3 separate regions of the Homo sapiens genome follow, and all the other regions are linked to region 1. The links are chromatin contacts, found by Hi-C or POLR2A ChIA-PET in ENCODE. All regions are on one chromosome and are shown on one strand. Each heading gives the region's core, a stretch centred on a gene start or an enhancer-like site at or near the end of the contact. The rest is flanking DNA. Distances are from core to core; before and after follow the strand shown.

The links. A loop is a pair of places that touch in the nucleus more often than their neighbours do. ChIA-PET counts read pairs that join two places held with the same protein, here RNA polymerase II (POLR2A). Pooled maps may share reads with other maps.
Region 2: a map of mammary epithelial cell shows a loop between it and region 1 (10-fold over the local background). The contact joins two enhancer-like sites. A Hi-C loop is called at or near these places in 1 of 168 maps with a recorded cell type or tissue (mammary epithelial cell) and 3 of 50 pooled maps. POLR2A ChIA-PET finds 5 or more read pairs at or near these places in 4 of 52 experiments (A549, AG04450, SK-N-SH and 1 more).
Region 3: a pooled map shows a loop between it and region 1 (2.4-fold over the local background). The contact joins two enhancer-like sites. A Hi-C loop is called at or near these places in 1 of 168 maps with a recorded cell type or tissue (IMR-90) and 3 of 50 pooled maps. POLR2A ChIA-PET finds 5 or more read pairs at or near these places in 2 of 52 experiments (AG04450 and Panc1).

The regions. Positions count from the first base shown.
Region 1 is chr1:233,111,261-233,115,669 of GRCh38, forward strand. The region is part of intron 21 of PCNX2 (pecanex 2); the gene reads right to left. Among named protein-coding and RNA genes, the nearest start is that of NTPCR, 160 kb to the left of the region's middle. RefSeq lists an enhancer at 3,342-4,409. Within about 2 kb of position 2,356, at least 28 of the 41 ENCODE cell types and tissues checked have a DNase peak (open chromatin) inside an H3K27ac peak, as active enhancers do.
Region 2 is chr1:232,866,580-232,870,988 of GRCh38, forward strand. The region is part of intron 4 of LOC101927711 (a long non-coding RNA gene); the gene reads left to right. Among named protein-coding and RNA genes, the nearest start is that of MAP10, 63 kb to the left of the region's middle. Within about 2 kb of position 2,537, at least 4 of the 41 ENCODE cell types and tissues checked have a DNase peak (open chromatin) inside an H3K27ac peak, as active enhancers do.
Region 3 is chr1:232,898,683-232,903,091 of GRCh38, forward strand. It overlaps a transcript of LOC101927711 not described here. Among named protein-coding and RNA genes, the nearest start is that of NTPCR, 50 kb to the right of the region's middle. Within about 2 kb of position 2,334, at least 6 of the 41 ENCODE cell types and tissues checked have a DNase peak (open chromatin) inside an H3K27ac peak, as active enhancers do.

The sequences.
Region 1 (4,409 bases), core at 1,106-3,605:
GTGCCTACCTACCTCAGCAATTTATTGTGAAGATTGAATGAGGTCATCCATGTACATTTTTAGCTCAAGAACCAGAATATTATAAGTACTCATAAATACAGGTTATTTTACTGGTTGCACTTATGAGATTGTTTCAAAATTATTTATTTTTCATTTTTTATTTTTTGAGACAGAGTCTTGCTCTGTTGTCCAGGCTGGAGTGAAGTGGCATAATCATGGCTCACTGCAGCCTCAACCTCCCAGGTTCAAGCGATCATCCCACCTCAGCCTCCAAAGTAGCCTCCCAAGTAGCACCACCACACTTAGCTAATGTTTGAATTTTTTGTAGAGATGGAGTCTCCCTATGTTGTCCAGGGTGGTCTTGAATGCCTGAGCTCAAGCGATCTGCCCACCTCGGCCTCCCAAAGTGCTGGGGTTACAGGTGTGAGCCACCACACTCAGCCCCAAATTATTTTTTATATGTCTGTCTCTCCTGCATCCCCCATTAGAATGCACTGTCATTGGCAGCAGGCACTGGTATTATTTACAGTTTTACTTTTATCTTCTAGAAGATTTGTAGGATCATAGTAGGTATTTCAGTTAATGCTTTTCAGAAAGTGAAACAAGTGACTGAAGGCCTCAGGTATTGTTCCAGTTCATCAAGCGCATAGGCTATAGGAGCTTGGGTTCAATGGAATTTTTCCGATTACTTCATGATTCTCATTTACATGTCACATCTTTGCAATTGCCACTGCTTTTTCTGATAAGACAGGTATTTATCCTCTCTTCCTCCCTGGATGTTTCAAATTTTATAGTAACTATCTCAGTCTCATTCATAGCCTTTCTTCACCTAAGGTAGAAACACCATGGTTTGGACCACTCAAAGTACTTCCAAAACTGCTAGTTCAAGGAAAGAAAGAATGGGAAAATCTGTGACCTTGAAGATCTTGTCCTAAATATGAGCACCTGGTATAGAATTGAAATCTGCAGGTTCCAAATGTACATCCTATAAAACAAGATGCCTACAGCCAGCACAGGAAGGCACATGCCAGTGGTCAGCCTTGCAAGGAAAAGGCTTCCCTGGCGCTTCACCAGATTGAGTTCTCTATTCTGGAAGCACTTTAAGGAGGGCCTTTCAGAGGGCACTCCTAGGTGCTGAATGAGCAAGGTTTTCAAAATTCTTTCAGCAAGTGAGTCTAGAGTTGTCACCTGTCTTGAATTCCTGAAGCCACTCAAGTAGCCTTTGTGCCTTAAGCACACCTTACTTCCCTGCTCCTTAGAAGATTTACCAGCTCTGGCTCTTCAATTCTCTCTATTAATGAAGGCACATCACTGCCCAGAGGGACTGCAACATTTAACCAGTGAGAATTCTCTCTTTCAGCAGAGAATGCTGCAAACTTTTTAAAAAGATGGGCGTTCGTAAATACTTCTTTGATGTGTTAGCGGGATGAATGTGTCTGTGTAGATCTTTGAACAATATAACTAAATTCACATATTTATTATAGTATACTTTGGCATGAGAATTAAGCAAAAATGAAGAAAAAAATTTTAAGTCTTACATGCTAGGCTTGATGTCCCAAATGGGGAGAAAAAGCTGACTCTTACTTTGAAGGCTGAAGGGCAGAGGAGTTACTAGCGTGTATTTCAGCCCCTCCCATGAGATGAACTGCAGTAACTTGCATGGTTTGAGTTAAGGGAAATCATCCTCTTTGTGTGTGGGTGCCGTCCTAGGGAGGAGAAGACAAGAAAGTGGATGTGTTAGGCTGTAAATCTTTAAGGGATGTGTAGGTTCTGTGCAGGCACTTTCCTGCAATTACACAATACAACACTAAGAATGCAGCCACAGGCTGTGGTCACAACGCAGTGAGCTGGCCAGTTGGGTGACATCAGCTTGTCATCACCAGGGTAGATTTACAGCTAGAAGCAGATTGTGGTTTATTCTTCCTGGTTTTGCAAGAGGGATTCTGATGACTAGACAGCACAGAGCAACAAACTCACAGCTCTACTGGCCCTGTGCTAACTCCCCACTGTGAACAGGACAGCAGGCAGCAGCTAGACAGCTGAACAAGATTCATAAGAAGCCAAGAAAATCAAAACATACACCTTGAGAAGCCAGAGGAGGAAATCTAAGTAATCCATAGGCTCAGTCTAAAAGCCTTGCTTCTCCCCGTACTCCCTTCCCCCACCACTATGAGTCAGCATCTCTCTAGAATAATAAAACGCCACCCAACCCCTGCATCCAAGCTAAGAGTTTATTTCTCAAAAAAACAGTTTTCCATCTCGGAAGCTCTCAAATGAATTCAGTCAATATGTGCTGAGTAATTATTACGAGCCTGCCTCTTGTAAGATGTTGTGTAAGGTAGGAAAGAAAGAAATACAGCAGTGGTCTCACCACTGAGGCATTTCCGGTCTTCCTGGGAACACAGACGCACTAGAGGTGTGTGTTCTTTGTTTTCAGGCATAGTGCAGAGCTTGTGAAATTCTTTCCCTGAACCATCCTGGGTGGCAGCTGAGAGTGCAAATGTATCCCTGAAAGCCCAGAAAATGTGTTTTGCCTATGCAGTGGCTGCATGGAACTTCTGCAAACCAGTCTTTACTCCTGAGCCTGTGCAGACTCGAATAGCACTGAGTTCAAGTCAGCCTCTGTAAGTGACTTAGGATATGCTAATGAACAGTCATTGTAAGAGAGCAATATTCAACATTCCGGAGTTTTATTTCATATCTACTCTGTGCCTGACTGTGTTCTGCAAATTGGGGTTCTATCAGTAACCAAAAGAGACAAAGATCTTTTCCTTCAAGGAACTTAATAATAGTGGGAGATACAATAATATAATAAACAATTATAAAGTGTGTTATAAGATGATGACGGCTATGACAAAAAGGTAAAAAGTAGTGCAAGTACTTAAAAGGGTGAAAGGATTGGAAACCTGGGGTGAACGGTGAAGTAGGGTAAAATTACAATATGAAACTGGGTGGGTCAGGGCAAACCTGACTGAAAAGGTGAGATCTGAGCAAAGGCTCAAAAAAGGATCGAGTCCAGTGGATATCAAGGGAGGAACATTTAAAGACAAAGGAAACAGAGCGTGGAGTCTCCAGTGGCAGCACATCTGGCATAGTGGAGGAACTGCAAGTCTACCTGGGTTGGGCATGAGGAAGAACAGAAGAGGAGGTCAGAGCAAGAACGGAGACCAGTTGGTGCTGGGCCAGTGTCATGGGTTTGCCTTTTACTCTGTATGAAGTGGTGAGTCATTACAGGGTTTTGGGCAGAGAAGGTACAAAATATGGCTTGTGATTTGAAAGAAAGACTTCAGAGACGTTTGGTTTCTGCTGTGGCATGTAAAAAGCTTGGAAGTTATTTTTACAAGAAGAAGAAGCTGGATAAACAGAAAACTGATGGCTCGTCTCAACCCATCAGATCACTGATATTGCAGCGGTCACAGAAAACTCTGGACTACGGAGCGACAGGCGCATCCAGAAAGTCACAATGCAGATTAGCTTCTGTGGGGCAAAAGGTGCTGTGGCCATAAACTCCTAGGAACATTTAAATGATAATTTTCATGAAGTTATACAGGCTGAGGGTGGCCTACCATGAGATTAAGAAACTCACAGGCACCACGGTCTTAGGGAAGGGCCTACACTTTCAGGGGTTTTACTTCCAGAAACCCCACTAGGTTCTCATGGTGAAGATCAAGAAACATCCCCTCACGGCTCTGGTAGAAGGTGGGGAAGATTAAACAATGCAAAACACACAGGCTTATCCTCCAGAGCACAGCACTGCACAGGAGCCGATCCCACGTGGGAGAAAGAACTTCCTTCCCTACCAGTTTACTCCAGTTTATCTCACTGGAAAGAGGAAGGGAGGAAGAAACATAGTCATTGGGTGTCAGGGCTTCAGGGAAATAGATTGAGACTACTACAACCAGGGAAGGAAGTCGAGGGCATTAAAAAAAAAAAGTTTACCACTTTGGAAACATTTGTGAAGGTTACAGCCCGGAGACACAGGCCCAATTAAAAACAGATTTAATTGGAAGATAATAGAATGCTCCCCCTACCCCACACCTTACCAGCACACCAACAGGAACTCAATATAATAACACTAGATCCCAGATAATAGCGCTACAAGACATAAACCGTTTCCGAAGAGAAGCTTTAAGGGAAACCGAAAGTCAAGATGAGACAAAAACAAGGACACTAGAAAAATCTAAAGCCTCTGAGACCCACAGCTAAAGGCTAAAGCAACGTTAAACATGGCCTAACTCTTAGAGTAACATAAATTCTCAAATTAAATGCTTTCTTACCTCAGTTCCTGTCACCTGATACAACAGGTTCAACTTTGAACAATAGATTAAGGGCATAGCAAAAGGCAGGAAAAAATGTAGTTTAGAGAACTAAAGGGCCAGCAAGCCTCAGAATCAGAGTCATATATAACA
Region 2 (4,409 bases), core at 1,287-3,786, 240 kb before region 1:
TAAAAGGTTATTAATCTCACCTGTTTCCCTTCAATTTCATCCTTTCACAATGGTATGTCTATAAATCTCCCTCTGTTCCTGTCTCTTTCCCTCCCTCCCTCTCTCTCTCTTTTTCTGCCTCTTTTGCCCAAAGTGTAACGTATTCCACATGCACAATATGGAAGTGTTCTTTTTTCACTAAACATATATCATGGATTTTCCTCTTGGTTAATGTATACAGATCTATTTTCAGAAGCTGAACAACAGCCATTATTTGGATGTAACATAATTAACCATTTTCTTCTTGAGGAATATTCCGGTTGTTTCTTTTTCTTTTTCTTTCCTTGTGTGTGTGTGTATGTACACTTTACCTTCCCTCCTTTTTTCATTCCTTCTGTCAACTGAAAAATCACACAATGTATACATTTAGAAAGGAGGCTTTATTTTTTATAAAGGCTTAGAGCCTGCAGGGTCCTGACAGGCTGGGAGGTGTAGCCTCCGGTAGAGGCCATGAGCAAGCACTGTGAAGGCGGAAAGGCGAGACAGGAAGGTATGCCACAGAGAGTTCATTCTGTCAGTCCTATGATCTCTATGTTAACATTAATTCTGGGCTGTTGTGGCTAAACTGCAAAAGGAAAGGTGCTTAATGAGGCCTGCCTGACCTCCCACCCCATCATGTTTTTAAGATTTTTCCGGGGTCCCCTTGGCCAAGAGAGGGTCTGTCCAGTTGGTTGAGCGGCTTAAGATTTTATTTGTAGTTCTCACTTTCTTCCCTGTCCCCCTATTCCCTCTTTCTTTCTTGAAACTCAATATATAAAGTTGCAATAAGCATCTAGCTCTTTTCCTTTTGTCTTTTGGCACTGTTATTTCTATAACATACACAAATACTGCCAAGAAGCCAAAGTTTGTACCTCCTTCACCAACGTAAGCAGGTACTAATTTTTTCTACAACCTTAACAGTGACAGACATTATTACAAATTTTAAATTTTACCTAGTAGTTTTTTAAAGTTTGCCAATTTTTTATTGCATTATTTGTCCTTTTTGCATCAATATTTAGAAGGCTTTGACTATGAAGAATATTAACTGTTTGGTTGCCATATGTGTGTTCAATAATTTTTCCTACTATTTGATTTCTGGCATTATCTATGATATCTTTCATTATACAGAATATTTTAAATTCATATAGTTATATATGTCCTATATTTTCTTTATAAATCTTGAATTTCCTGTCATGTGTAAGAATGTTTTACTCATCCCAGGGTTATACAAATATTTGCCTACATTTTCTGATACTTTTATTGGTCAATTGCTGCATTTAGATCTTTCATTTATCTTAGGTTTGTTTTTGCACATGGAGTGAAATTGAAATCTACTGTATTTTATTCCTGACAGATAAACAATTAAACATCTTTTTTCTCACTGCAAATAATGTCACATTGATTATATATTCTTGGTATTCTTTCTTGTCTTTCTGTTCTAGTTCATTGATCTAATCATCCATTTCTTTGTCAACCCCTTACTATTTTGATTAGGGTTATTATAGTTTTATCTGGTAAGGCATGTTCCCCACCCCTCCAAACTAGTTCCAGAAAACACCAAATGCATTGGCATTCCGATTGAGATTACCTTCAAAATACAAATTCATTAAGGGAGATTGTTTTTCAATGGTAAGTTCTCCCATTGGGCACGAGGTAAACTTCCCAGTTCATTTTGGCTCTGGTTTTGTGCCTTTCAATGAGATTTTATAGCTTGCTTCAATGGGTTCTGCCCCCTCTTGCTAAATTTTAAAACTATATATAAAATTAAAACAGCTTTTTGAGATTCTGTTCAAGATTCTAAACTCTCTTCTTTACACTAGTGCCTCTTAAAACCACCTTCATTGGAATCACATTGTAAAACACTTATAAAAATGTATATTCTGGCTGGGCGCAGTGGCTCACGCCTGTAATCCCAGCACTTTGGGAGGCCAAGGCAGGCGGATCCTGAGGTCAAGAGATCGAGACCATGCTGGACAACATGGAGAAACCCCGTCTCTACTAAAAATACAAAAATTAGCTGGCGCACGCCTGTAGTCCTAGCTACTCAGGAGGCTGAGGCAGGAGAATCACTTGAACCCGGAAGGCAGATGTTGGCAACAGAGTGAGACCCCGTCTCAAAAAAACAAAAAAGTATGTTCCTATGTCCCCCAAAACTTAAGTCAAAATCTCTGGGTGTGCCCTAGAAACCTGCATTTAAATGAATTCTTACAGGTGTCACCTGTGTACACTGAAGGCCGAGGGCATTGCTTTGTCTACTTTACCCAAATAAGACCAAACATGCAACCTCTCCACACTTCCCTGTTTAACTGAGTTGGAATAGATCAGTTTCCAACACCTTCTCCCACTTGAACTTTTGAACAACCCCATCCCACTGCTTTGGGGGCCATGAGAACTGATGTGTGCCTCTCAGGAGGAGCATACCAGCATCTGTCAGGATACATTTTTAAAATGAGCTGATAATGCCTAAGACCATCATTGTTGATTCTGGCAAGGCTTCAAATAGCAGCAACCAGCAAATATTTCGCCCTTCCCGTGGTTTCTGGCAGTGTTGCAGCTGTTGCCTCATCTAGTGAACATGCCGGGCCTAAGGGCAAACAGACACTTAATTAGGTTAGGGTGAGCTTCAAAAACTCGAGAGTAGGCATAGCAGTAATGACCACCACACTTTCTCACTAAGAATACTCAATGCGTGCAAAGAAATAATTATCCCAAGAAGCCATGGTTTCTTTCCTCTACCCCCCACCTTTTTTGGCTGTTTTATTTGAGATCCATGACCTGATAGAATTACTCATTCAAAGAATGCAGTGGTGTTCAATCACACAATAGGAGCCATGCTCTATGAAATACCTGAAAGCCAGTGTTGGTCTTTAGATGTGAGTTTCAGCATGAGCTGAGTTTCAACAACGCTTGGTATCAACAGCAGAGTCCTATTAACAGAAGAAAAACAGTCCAATCCTGGCCTGACAGAAAAATCAAGGTGAACATGCTCTTTTTCTTCTTTTTTTTGAGACAGAGTCTCTCTCTGTTGCCCAGGCTGGAGTGCTGTGGTGCAATCTCGGCTTACTGCAATCTCCGCCTCCCGGGTTCAAGCAATTCTCTGCCTCAGCCTCCTGAGTAGCTGGGATTATAGGCACCTGCCATCATGCCTGGCTAATTTTGGTATTTTTAGTAGAGATGGGGTTTCACCATCTTGGCCAGGCTGGTCTTGAACTCCTGACCTCGTGATCCACCCGCCTCGGCCTCCCAAAGTGCTGGGATTACAGGCATGAGCCACTGCCCCTGGCCCAAAGTGAACATGCTCTAACCAAAAAGAGACTCAGTTTTCTTAAAAAATTCATGCTTGGTTGGTCAGACCATGCCCAGTGGGACCATTGTGGACATTTTCAACATAGTTGACTATATATTTTATTGATTGTTGTTGTACAAAATGACAACCATCTGCTACCTAGAAGCAAGGATCTCATATGGTCAAGCTGGAATTCAGGGGGCATCTTTTGTCTTTTGAGACTGACCAGAGCAGCAGTACTTCTTTCTGTCCTTCATCTCAGTCACAGACTGAGGGGACCGCTGGTCCATCAAGGGCCAGAGGAAACTAGATCACAAATGCACATGTGTGCACATACATATTCATCTATTCTAGCCTCCATTTATTTGGTTGTCTCATTGCCTATGCTATTTCTTATTTCATTGTGGTGTGTGTGTGTGTGTGTGTGTGTGTGTGTGTGTGTGTGTGTTATGCTGTTATGATGGCTTTGTGGTTTGTCAATTCAGCTAGGCTAGGGTACATTCCCCAGAATTTCCCAGTATGTGAGAGGGGTGGGCTATACCAGATACTCTCTCATAAAGGGTGGAAGGGAAGACGCAGGCATTCTGTAGCATGCACGCACTTTCTCCTAGGTGCTTCTGTGAAGAGACTTCACAGATATAAATAAAGTCCTTAATCAGTTGACTTTAAATTAGGGAGATTATCTTGGGTGGATTTTAATCAATTGAAATGCCTTAAAAGAGGACATATGTCTTTCTGTGTCCGGAATTGGTGGGTTCTTGGTCTCACTGACTTCAAGAATGAAGCCGCGGACCCTCGCGGTGAGTGTTAACAGCTCTTAAGGTGGCGCGTCTGGAGTCTGTCCCTTCTGATGTTCAGATGTGTTCGGAGTTTCTTCCTTCTGGTGGCTTCGTGGTCTCGCTGGCTCAGGAGTGAAGCTGCAGACCTTCGCGGTGAGTGTTACAGCTCTTAAGGCAGCGTGTCTGGAGTTGTTCGTTCCTCCCGGTGGGCTCGTGGTCTCACTGGGCTCAGGAGTGAAGCTGCAGATCTTCACAGTGAGTGTTACAGCTCATAAAAGCAGCGTGGACCCAAAGAGCGAGCAGTAGCAAGATTTATTGCAAAGAGC
Region 3 (4,409 bases), core at 1,084-3,583, 210 kb before region 1:
CAATTCCATGTGGAGTCCACAGTCGGGAATGAAAACCTCTGGTGCTTTTTCTGGGCCACCCACAGACCAATCAGCATGCACTTTCTCCCTTCTGAACCCATAAAAATCCTTGGACTCAGCTGGACTCAGTCAGACTCAGGGAGATGTCGGGACAACCTGCCTGCAGATAGGAGCTACCCACTGTGGGTCTCCTCTCTGCTGATCTGCTGAGGGCTGCACTCATTGTGATGACTTGCCTGAGGAAAGGAGCTACCCACTCCAGGTCTCTTCTCTGCTGAGGGCTGCACACTTGTCGGGATGAGCTGCCTGCAGATAGGAGCTACCCACTTTGGGTCACCTGAGAGCTGTACTGTCATTCAATAAAGCACTTCTTCACCTTGCTCACAGTACAGTTCTCTGCACACCTCATTCTTCTTGGATGTCAGACAAGAACTTATGACCTGCTGAATGGCGGGACTGAGAGAGCTGTAACACAACAACACAACAGGGCTGAAACACACCCCCTGCTCACCATGTTGTGGGCAAAAGGGAGAGAAGGAGAGAAGAGCTGCAGCCCCTTGGGGAGCCCAGACCTAGGAGCTCCCCGAGCCAGGGCTGTAATACCCTCTTTGGGGCTCTGCAGTTCCTGGCATCTCCAAGCTTGCGGGTGCCACTCTGTTCCCCAGTGCCTGCAGTGGAAGCCACTTGTGGTACACCTGGTCCAGCTGCAGCCTCTCAGGGAGTCAGGCACCTGCACCTGGAGCTGCCTTCCCTGCCGCAGCCAACGTGCCTGGCTGTGCACAGTGGCCAGACCCTGTGATCATTTACTCACACACCCCTTGCAGCACCACACCACCTGGCTCACCCTTGGCAGGCATGGCATCTGGGCTGGTAGCATGAGCTGGGTGCAGCCTGCCAAGCTAAGTGGGCAGAATGAGTCCAGTGGGCCCTAGCAAAACTTGGGTAAAGGCCACAGAGGTATCTGGTTGGAAAGGCAACGCCCGAAGGATCCTGTGACACTTACATGACAAAGAGCTATGCATTTGCTAGTACATGGCTGTAAGTTACGGAGCATTCAACTACCAAACTTAACTAAAAAGGATGATATTCATCTCACACAACCAGGTGTCTGGGGGTCTAAAGTCCAGGGCTGGTGGAATGGCTCAGGAGAGAGATCAAGGACTCAGGTTCTTTCTAAATTCCTTTTCTAAAGAACTTTCTTCCTCATGCTGCTCCTCTGGGCTTTGTGTCTGAGTTCCAGGCAGGTAGAAGGCAGACAAGACCAATCCTTCTGAATAAGGCTTTGTTATTTTCTCCAGAGGAGAAGAAACTTCAGCTTGTATCTCATTGGTCAGAATCTGTCACATGGTCATCCCCAGCTGCAAGGAAGGATGGGAAGGCTGTTCTCCTTGCTCCTCCATTATGGTGGAGGAAGGCAAGGGAATGGGCCATGGCATGTGAAAAGCCATTCTGCACTGCATCTCCCAAGCCAGGAACAACATTTCTGTCAAAGCCCTTTTGAGGAGTGTCTTTGAAGCATTTAGCCCAGTACCTGGAACATAGAAAGCACATAAATGTTGCTATTATTCATGCCACAGGGCAGACGACCCAAAAACACGGACTTGGCTAGCTGGACCTAGGGACTTGTCAACTAAATGTACCAGATTTTCAAGGTCGGTCATAATTTAAGTCATTTATTTTCTGAACATGCATTAGATAATGAGCCGTGATTTAGGGTTCAGAAAATCTGATTAACATACCAAGAAATAATTCTGGTGGCAAGAGCTGAAGTAAAAGTTGTTTGATATGGTTTTCAGGGAATCAACATATAAGCCTGGGAAATGCAAGAAATAGATCCGTGAGGCATTTCTATACAGAAATGCAGCAGCATAATAACTGTGCTCTGAAAAACAAACAAACAAACAAAACAGAGTTTAAATCTCTTGGGGAAATCTAGGCTTTATGGAATGACTAGGGCGTTTTTCCTTTGCCCGGTAAAAATTATAGAGAGGAAAAAGGGTTTTCTTACAGAACTTAACATCAATTTACAGGAGCTAGGATTCAGAACTCTCCACTCCCCTCCAGCCTGGAGGAGACTGAATCTGTGCCCCAGGCATGCATATTAGGAGCCATTTAGAATGCAGCCCCTGAGGGGTTAGGGCGCTCACTACAATTATTTCTGGAAACTGAGCCAGGGGTGAAGTTCCTGGAGCTGCCTCCCTGAGGTCTAGCCCACCCCATTTCGTGGTTGGAAAGCAAGAAGGAAGCAGGGATAGGTAATGTTTCTATCACCCATCTACAAATAGTGTGAGCTGCCAGCCTTGCTATGCGTAGTACATGAACTTCAAAGGAGAGGACACGGGCCGCAGAAACTGGCACCGAGGCTTGGCGTTCTGGGAATCTCTGTGTGAAGGCGAAGTCGCTGCTAAACTTAGAAATTTGATCTATTTCCTTATTTGCGACAGTGTCCTTTTTAGTTCCCTGTGGAATTCCAGGTCTGCCCTGCTAATTCTAGAAAGCTAAGGGAGGGCTAGGAGGAGGTCATATAATTGATACATAATGCACAGGTACTAATTGAAGATCAAACTCACAGGATGTTAAGGCATATTTCATTGTATGGGCCAGCCAAGTGTCACAGCCCAAGGCTTCAGCAAAGTGGGAGAGCCGTTTTCAAGTGCTCTGACCTAGAATCTGCTCTCTTTCTGTCAAATGCCAGAGCAGGCCATGTCACTTTCTCAACTGTTAAAACTATGCAAAGAGAAAGAATGCACAGAACGAAAGCAGGAAGCCAAGTCCTGATAATAAGCACCTGCAGCTTTCACTTTAGGGAGATGCACCGAGAAAGGCAAATCCTCTTAAATGGCAGGATTGCACTGACTTTACACTGCTAATTTAGGAATAGAAGTCACCAGCGTCTGCCCTTCCTAGGGTCCTTCAAGCCAGCTCAGCCCATCCATTATAATCTGCATGCCTCTAATGGTGAAGTAGGGGCTGCAACATGTCACTTAAAAATACCACAGCCCCCACACCCCTCTCTCTGGAAAATATAGGAAAATATCATTTCAGTGCCTACTTGCAGGGACAGGTTTGTCCCAGAGAACACAGAGAAGATTCACTGGGACACAGGCCCGGGTTGAGGAGAAATAGGATCTTGAAAGGACTGGACTGGACTTTCTCACTTCTTGCTTGAGGTCTCAGTGATTCCTCAGCAAGGAGGGAAGGCTGAGCCTGCTAGCTGTCCTTGTCTATTTTAGCCTGGCCTATATGGCTACCCATGTAACCGCCCAACGGGCTCACTTTGCCCACTGCCTGGACATAGCCGATTTATCAAGACAGATGAATTGCATAGAGACAGAGTAATTCACACAGAGCTGGCTGTATGGGAGACGGGAGTTTTATTATTACTCATATCAGTCTCCCTGAGCATTCGGGGATTGGCGGTTTCAAGAATAACTTGGTGGGTAGGGGGCAACCAGTGGGTAAGGAGTGCTGACTGGTCAGGTCAGAGATGAAATCATAGGTAGTCGAAGCTGTCTTACACTGAGTCAGTTCCTGGGAGGGTCCCACAAGATCAGATGAGCCCGTTTATTGACCTGGGTGGTGCCAGCTGATCCCCCAAGTGCAGGATCTGCAAAGTATCTCAAGCACTGATCTGAGGCTTTACAATAGTGATGTTATCCCCAGGAACAATTTGAGAAGGGTCAGAATCTTGTAGTCTCCAGCTGCATGAGTCCTAAACCATAATCTTTTGGCTAATTTGTTAGTTCTACAAAGGCAGTTTAGTCCCGAGCCAAGAAGGGAGTTTGTTTTGGGAAAGGGCTGTTATCTTCTTTGTTTTACGCTATAAACTATAAACTAAATTCCTCCCAAAGTTAGTTGAGTCTACACCCAGGAATGAATAAGGGCACCTTGGAGGTTAGAAGCAAGATGGAGTTGGTTAGGTCAGATCTCTTTTTCACCTTCTCAGATATAATTTTGCAATGGCAGTTTCACCCAGAGTTAATTCTCTCCTGTCCCATACAGCTTAGTGTGGTTATATGATTGCATTTCAGCCAATGGGCTACAACAAGAGTAGTGGGAAACTTCTGGAAAGGGTCCTTAAAATGCTGGGGTACCAGTGTAAAGAGTCAAACTCTGTAAAATATTTGAAGAGATTTATTCTGAGCCAAATGTGAGGACCATGACCCATGACACAGCCCCAGGAGGTCCTGAGAACATGTACCCAAGGTGGTTGGTTTACAGCTTGATTGTACCATTTAAGAGAACCGAAGTTACAGGCAAACATCAATCAGTACATATAAGGTGTACATTGGCTCGAAATGGGAAGGGGGTCGGGGGGCAGGGGAGACTTCCTGGTCATAGATGGATTTAAAGATTTTCTGATTCGCAATTGGTTGGAAGAGTTAAGTTATTATCTAAAAATCTGGAAG